Regions from separate parts of the Homo sapiens genome. Here region 1 is linked to region 2. Evidence: read pairs that join two places in POLR2A ChIA-PET (ENCODE). Cell type or tissue: A673. All regions are shown on one strand. Region 1 overlaps ARAP1 (ArfGAP with RhoGAP domain, ankyrin repeat and PH domain 1). Region 2 has its middle 11 kb from the start of FAM168A.

Evidence for each region. ChIA-PET counts read pairs that join two places held together with the same protein. Peaks named below come from ENCODE experiments on the same cell type or tissue, not always from the same donor. Only the 100,000 strongest peaks of a DNase experiment are listed, where the experiment ranks them.
Region 1: POLR2A ChIA-PET joins it to region 2 with 5 read pairs; 2 of 35 experiments call an interaction of 5 or more read pairs at or near these places.

What each region holds. Positions count from the first base shown.
Region 1 is chr11:72,710,700-72,714,699 of GRCh38, forward strand. ARAP1 (ArfGAP with RhoGAP domain, ankyrin repeat and PH domain 1) reads right to left here. Exons shown (of 35, transcript NM_001040118.3): 4 at 3,453-3,622; 5 at 2,477-2,544; 6 at 1,739-1,869; 7 at 1,497-1,640; 8 at 731-800; 9 at 322-442. Among named protein-coding and RNA genes, the nearest start is that of ARAP1-AS2, 12 kb to the left of the region's middle. RefSeq lists enhancers at 1,943-2,523, 3,105-3,684. In A673, no CTCF peak of the experiment used is centred here; no DNase peak of the experiment used is centred here; H3K27ac peaks cover 822 bases.
Region 2 is chr11:73,607,170-73,611,169 of GRCh38, forward strand. No RefSeq gene overlaps it. Among named protein-coding and RNA genes, the nearest start is that of FAM168A, 11 kb to the left of the region's middle. In A673, no CTCF peak of the experiment used is centred here; no DNase peak of the experiment used is centred here.

The DNA of each region.
Region 1 (4,000 bases), 900 kb before region 2:
CCATCATTTTGCTTGACTTCTCTGACTTGAACGAGCTCAGGCTCCAATCCCAGCTATGCCACTGATGCTGGGCAAGTGACCTCACCCCTCCAAGCCTGCTCCCGCTGATTGTGTGGTTCTGAGGAGTCAGTGACCGTGCCAAGCACAGAGCCGGTCACAGAGGGTGCCCCCTTCCTCTGCCCACCTCACAAAGGCAGCATGCCTCCCCGGATGTGATGTGAGAGGGCAGATGCACCATGACTCTCTTCCCCCTCCTCTGCCCAAACTTCCAGTCTTCTCTACCCTCTTCTACACACACACACAACACCCCACACTCCCCACCATCACTCTCTGCCCGGAAGGCAAAGGTTCGGTTGTTTGTGATCACTTCAAACTTCTGGTCCCCGATGGCAGCCACGTGGGAGATGCAGGCCACAGAGATAAAGCGCTTAGAGTAAGCGTCCTGGGGGAGAGACAGGAACTATATTTTGGGACCCAGCACCTCGCTGACTCCCCCAGCCTCAGCCAAAATGAAGTCTGCAGCCCTGTCTCCTGCAGCTGGTTAGAGACAAGACCCTGTGCTGACCCTGACTGCAGCCCTCAGCAGGCAGAGGGCCAGGAGGACATGGGTTAAGGGGTCAGACTTAGAACTCTGGCGAGGACTCCTCTGGGGAGGGACGCCACCTCGCTCCAGTGTTGGGGCCAGCCTAGGCTGGAGCAGGGGTCGCGTCAGGACTGATGCAGGCCTCACCTTGTTACTGTCAAAGTATCGCAGGTGATCAGTATCCAGTCTCACCCATCGTTTCTGATAGATGTAAGATCTGGAGAGGGAGAGGGACAACAAGCAAATGACCGGGGGTAGGAGGACAGGTTCCAGGACCACCCCAGCCCTCAGAAGCCACACTCAGAGTGAGGATCAGCCAGGTTCTAGGGAGGAAGAATCCCAAATGGCCACTGGCAAGAAGATGGACTTTACAGCAAGAGTGACTGAAGTCAGACTCAAAGTAGCACATCTCTTTTTTTTTTTTTTTTTTTGAGACAGGGTCTCACTCTGCCACACAGGCTGGAAGGCAGTAGTACAGGCCTAGCTCACTACAGCCTCAGATGCCTGGGCTCAAGTGCTTCTCCCACCTCAGTCTCCCAAGTAGCCAAAACTACAGGCATGAGCCACTGCACCTGGCTAGTTTTTAAATTTATTTGTAGAGACGAGGTCTCGCCATGTTGCCCAGAGTGGTCTCAAACTCCTGGCCTCAAGCAAACCTCCCATCTCAGTATCTCAAGTGCAGAGATTACAGGAGTGAGCCACTATGCCCAGCGATCTCCCAATTTTCAGGGCAATAAAATGGGTCTGGAGGGAATCATCAGTGGTCACAGTGTGCCTGGAGGGAGACCTGTGCAAATCATCGCAGGCCCTTCTGGTTTTCAGATCAGTGAGTGATACCAGTGTCCTGGGGTCCTGGACACTGCCCCCCACCCCCCCATGCAGAGCACAGCAGGACCCAAGAGGCCTCACTCACCCCTGCGGTGGGTTCTTGTCCAGCCAGCCAGCCTTGATGACTGGTGTGACGGGGGTGGAGCCCCCAGGCGGCCCGTCCATGGGGTGTGGCGCAGCTATTGTGCTGGGCAAGGACAAGCTCAGGCTGCTGGTATGCCATCCGCCACTAGCGAGAGATGAGGGGATGGGGGGCCGGGCTGAGGAGGCAAGGAGGGGGCGGGCTGAGGTTGGGCTCAGTGGGAAGGAGGGTGGCCGGACACTCACTTGGGGACGCCCTCATAGGCGTGGTCATCCTCTTCCTCATCCCCTTGGTCGTCCCCAGACAGTTCCTCTCCCTCGCTCAGCAGACTGGCCACGCGCACGGCCCGTGGGACTCGGCTCGGTGGGGGCTCCTCCTGCCCCCGAGACCCACTCAGCGTCATCCTTCCCTTCAAGCCACAGATCACACCCACCCGGGGCTGCCACGCCCCCTCTGTCCACACAGCCCCGACCCACACAGCCCAGCACTTTTAGTTCTGTTTCCTCACACTCCCCTCCCCCTGCCAGCGGAGACCACACAGAGACCCAGATCACAGGGACAGGAGAGCCAGTGGCAGAAACCGACCTAGGACACAGACAAAAACAGAAAGATAAAGGGACAGAGAAAAAGACTGCGGGCTAGGGATGCAAGACAGACAGACACGGGAACACAAGAAGTGAAACAGAGACAGACACTCCGGGACAGGACACGAGTTCCTAACACACAGGGTGGGGGGAGGCCACATGCCCACCCACATACAGCCAGGGCCTGGGGGAGCCACACCAGAGCCCCGACCCCTGGCCCAGAGCGCTGTGGCTACACGTGACTCCTGACCCCCGTATGGCAAGAGAGTGAGGTGGGGGAAGGGGAAGCCTCCCGGGAAATGGCTGCCCACTCTCTGTCTGGTAGTCCTCAGGGTCTGACAGGCAGCTGGGCACCCCCACAACACCCTGACAGGCAGACAGTCCCATGCCTGGCCCCACCTTCTTGGTCATCACTCTGGCTGGGGCCCCCGGCCCCTCCTCTGGGACCTCATCGTAGTCAGAGTCATCTGGTGAGAGAGGGGTTGGGGGGCCTCAGGGCAAGGGGCCTGGCCTCCTCTCCTGGGGCACCACACTGGGCTTCACAAAGCCTCCCCCATGCCAAGACCCCCATCCCCACCTCCCCCTGGCTTTCAAAAAAAGGCACAGGGGACAGGAAGTGCGATTTATACCCCCAGGCCTCATAGGACAGTACTAAAGGGTGGCAGAGGAGAAGCTGGGACACCACAAGGAGGTCCGAGCCAGTGGTGAGCTTGGGGGTTGGGGTAAGGACTGTCAAAGGCAACAAGAATCAACAAATGTGGCCAACCCCAGGAAAAGCAAACCACCTCTGGCCAGGCGCGGTGGCTCATGCCTGTAATCCCAGCACTTTGGGAGGCTGAGGTGGGCAGATCACGAACTCAGGAGATCGAGACCATCCTGGCTAACACGGTGAAACCCCGTCTCTACTAAAAATACAAAAAATTAGCCAGGTATGGTGGCGGGCGCCTGTAGTCCCAGCTACTCGGGAGGCTGAGGCAGGAGAAGGGCGTGAACCCAGGAGGCAGAGCTTGCAGTGGGCGGAGATTGCACCACTGCACTCCAGCCTGGGCGACAGAGCGAGACTCCATCTCAAAAAAAAAAAAAAAAAAGAAAAGCAAACCACCCAACACCATGGAAAATCAGACCATGGGTAACTGGCAAAGCCGGCCATGGCCCCACACTTAACGGTCAGGAGGCCAGAGAGGTGGGTGCTGTCTCCATTGTGAGGATGAAGAGAATAGCGCTCAGGGAGGCTGTGACCTGCCCGGGGCCACACAGTGGGCTGGTGGCAGGCTTGCACAGAAAGGAGTGTGATCCTTGCATACCTTCCAGAGGCCTGATTCCAGGGATCCCAGGCCATCCACCCAGAGCCCCATCTCCTGGCTGCAGCACTCACCGAACTCTGGGAACAGGCGTACCGGCTTTGGAGGTATCTCCGGGGGGCAGGGAGGTGGAGAGGGAGGCTGGGGAGGCCCCTGGGGGAGGGTGGACAGGGGCTCCTCAGACTGTGGCTGGGGAGGGGATGATAATGATGGCAGCAATGACTCCTCCTCCTTAGTGGGCAGGCTGGGAACACAACAAAAGTTGGGCATCACTAAGCAACAGAGCCAAGACTGAAACATACTGAGCCCCCAGCTCACCTGAACTGCAGCAAAACTCAGGCACTACACAAACTCACACAGACAGGAGCCCTCCTGCACACAGTCCTCCTCAACTCATCTCCCAGACCAAAACCCCTCCTGGTTCCCCGAAGCCTAAAGGAAGCAGGCACCCTCTTTGGCCTGAATGAGGTGTTCACCTATCCCCAGTGCTCTAGCTTTTAGTCACATATATCTACTGGGTCTCCACACTGAAGGAGGGATAAAGACCAGAATGGGGAGTCAGGGAAGGATTCGTGGAGAAGGTGATGCTTGACCTGAGCTTTTAAGGATAAGAAGGCATTGA
Region 2 (4,000 bases):
CAGCGTAATCAACGCCGTGGCAGAAGAGAGCGAGGGGCTGCAGGAACCCAGAAGAAACACCAGGCCAAGCCCAGTGTTACCACCTGCACATTCTCCTCCAGCTGCTGTAAACTCCACAATGGCAGTGGCTCACACCTGTAGTTCCAGCACTTTGCGAGGCCAAGGTGCAAGGATCGCTTGAGTTTAGGAGTTGGAGACCAGCCTGGGCAACGTGGCAAAACACTGTCTCTACAAAAAATAAAAATAAAAAAATTAGCCAGGTGTGGTGGGGCACACCTGTGGTCCCAGCTACCCAGAAGGGAGGATCACTTGAGCCTGAGAGGTCAAGGCTACAATAAGCTATGATCGCACCACTGTACTCCAGCCTTGAAAACAGAGTGAGACCCTGTCTCAAAAAAATAAATAAGTAACAAGATTTCACTGCCAATTTAAGTTTGACTGCCAAAAGTTTATTGTAATGATGAGCACAAATAATATTTTGAGATATCTGCAACAATTGTGATATGAAAACACCTGTGATTTCTGTTAGTGACAAAGTCACAAGTACTGTGGCACTGCAGTTTGACTGTGGTTTGTTATGTATATTCAGAATTGGAGGAAATACTAAATTTCTGTAAATATAAATGAATGTAAAAATGTAACTTTCCCATCCAAGATTGTGGAGCCCCTGAGTTCTCTCTGTGGACTCTCAGATAGGTTCCAGGTAAAGAATCTCTCTCACAATTAGTTGGACAAGAGCAGGGTATCTGGGGAGGAATGACAAAGATTGAGGGTTTGTGCCTGTGACAGTGATTTTTAATCAGGTGTTACATTGAAGAGGTAGTGGGATAGAGTTGGCAGAGACTAAAGAGCCAGACAGAATTTAATTCCAATCCTCCTCCCAGTCTGTCCTTGCACCAAACCAAGCTATGTGATCTTGGGTATAAGTCATTTCACCTTTCTGAAAAATGCAGAGACTGACATATAACCTCATTTAAGAGAGTCCAATGTAAATTTCTCATCAACTCTAAAGCTCTGCACAGAGACAAACAAGACACAAATATTTTGTGTTTTGTTTTATTTTGTTTACATTTGTATTGTTTTGGTTTTTATTAAGGAAGTAAGCTCTAGAAATGTTGGCAGGAGGCACTTAAGGATGTCAGGGTGGAGTAGAGCAGAGTGGACAAGATCAGGAGAAGTTGTCTCAGGATGGAACAACCTAGCACTTCTCAGAGAATATACTCTAAGTAAGCAAAACAGTACAGAGAGCGGGGCTGAGGCAGGAAAGCCTCCCAGAGGGAAAAGCTGGGAAGCTGGAGCCCCCACAAAGGCCAAGGCTGTGTCCAAATACCTGTGTTGTTTTATGTTCTTGTTCATAAAATCCAATAGATAGGCCAGGCACAGTGGCTCACGCGTGTAATCCCAGCACTTTGGGAGGCTGAGGCAGGCAGATCACTTGAGGCCAGGAGTTCGAGACCAACCTGACTAACATGGTAAAACCCCATCTCTACTAAAAAATACTAAACTTATCCGGGCGTGATGGTGCGCACCTGTAGTCTCAGCTACTCGGGAGGATGAGGCACAAGAATCCCTTGAACCTGGGAGGCAGAGGTTGCAGTGAGCCGAGATTGCGCCACTGCACTCCAGCCTGGGCAACAGAACAAGACTCCGTCTCAAAAAAAAACCAAAAACCAAAAAATAAATAAAATAAAATCCAATAGATAGAAAAGTTCTATTAATTCCTAATGTTTTGCAAGAGTACTTCATTAAAAAAATATAAAACATTGCAGAGTGTTGAAAATCTCTGTTCCTCTGTATCCTGTATTAGCTGTAAATTGATAATTAGTTCAAGAGACTTGATTAAGGCCGGGCGCGGTGGCTCACACCTGTAATCGCGGTGGCTCACGCCTGTAATCCCAGCACTTTGGGAGGCAGAGGCGGGCGGATCACGAGGTCAGGAGATCGAGACCACGGTGAAACCCTGTCTCTACTAAAAATACAAAAAATTAGCCAGGCGCAGTGGCGGGCACCTGTAGTCCCAGCTACTCGGGAGGCTGAGGCAGGAGAATGGCGTGAACCTGGAAGGCGGAGCTTGCAGTGAGCCGAGATCCCGCCACTACACTCCAGCCTGGGCGACAGAGCAAGACTCCGTCTCAAAAAAAAAAAAAAGAGACTTGATTATTCTCAAGTATAATATGGGGAAAAGATACCCCATATGGTGTAGTATACTTTCATCAGAGGCAAATAATGTGAAACTGTTTCTGTCTTGAGGATGTTATCGTTCACTGATGATGATTCCTAGATCCAGTAATCTATTAAATGTTTCAAAATGGTGACATTATAATTCTATCATCTCCTCTTCCTTTACTAGCTGGAATTTTTCTTCTCTTCATCAACTATTTAATTACCCTGAAGTATGTAATTCATTCAGAAAAGACTACAATAAATGCTTGATACTTTCCTTTATTTGCCGATTTTCTGAACAATTAGTTCATAGCATTCTCTAAAGGTGACCAATGAGTTTTTGTTTTTGTAGTATCATTACGAATTCCTGGATTTAAATATGTGTAATGTATTTTCATCCACTGCAGTTAGTATTCTTGGCTCCAGCTAAGCTTAGCGGGAGCTTCTTCAATGTGGCTCCTGACACAACCCCCAATGGCCTTTGACAGATTCCTTGATTCCTGGTTCAGCAAGACCTTCCAAGCTCACTTTGCATTTCCTTCCCTGAATATAGAATCTAAGTAAGCAAAACAGTAGAGAGAGCGGGGCTGAGGCAGGAAAGCCTCCCAGAGATAAACCAAGAAGCCCTGGTTTATTTAATGGCACTTACAGTCTAGGTCTAAGTGCTTATTGTTATTGGTTAGTCATTGTTTCTGGGCTTTTCTTTTTAGTGGATGAAGTTGGGAAATAACTTGTTTTTTCGGCCGGACGCGGTGGCTCACGCCTGTAATCCCAGCACTTTGGGAGGCCAAAGTGGGCGGATCACGAGGTCAGGAGATGGAGACCATCCTGGCTAACACGGTGAAACCCCGTCTCTACTAAAAATACAAAAAATTAGCTGGGCATGGTGGCGGGCGCCTGTAGTCCCAGCTACTCGGGAGGCTGAGGCAAGAGAATGGCGTGAACCCGGGAGGCAGAGCTTGCAGTGAGTGAGCTGAGATCACGCCACTGCACTCCAGCCTGGGCGACAGAGTGCGACCCTGTGTCAAAAAAAAAAAAAAAAAGAAATAAAGAGAAATATGTAGAGAGAGTCCATTCTCTGTTCTTTTTTTACAGCTGCATCATATTGCATTCTATAGATGGATTTTTGCTAATTTTGAGAGTGAGAAATTGTTTCTCAGTGTAGTTTTACTTTGCGTTTCTCTTATTATGAGCAAGGTAGGTCGTCAGGTCGTCTTTTCATAAGCTTAAGGATTATTTGCATTTCTTTCTCGATAAACTCTGTTTCTGGTCTTTTTCCTTTTTCTTTTCTTTTTTTTTTTTCTTTTTTTTTTTGAGACAGAGTTTCACTCTGTTGCCCAGGCTGGAGTGCAGTGGTGCGGTGGCGCAATCTCGGCTCACTGCAACCTCTGCCTCCCAGGTTCAAGCGATTCTCCCGCCTCAGCCTCCCGAGTAGCTGGGATTACGGGCACCCACCACCACACTTGGCTAATTTTTATATTTTTAGTAGAGATGGGGTTTTGCCATGTTGGCCAGGCTGGTCTTGAACTCCTGACCTCAGGTGATCCACCCACCTCAGTCTCTTAAAGTGCTGGGATTACAGGCGTGAGCCACCTCACCTGGCCTTCTATTTTTTTGGGTGGGGGTGGGGGTGGGGATGGGGGTGGAGACAGAGTCTCGCCCCATCACCCAGGCTGGAGTGCAGTAGCACAATCTCAGCTCACTGCAACCTGTACCTCCTGGGTTCAAGCAATTCTTGTGCCTCAGCATCCTGAGTAGCTGGGACTACAGGCATGGGCCACCACACCTGGCTAATTTTTGTATTTTCAGTAGAGACTGGATTTCGCCAGGTTGACCA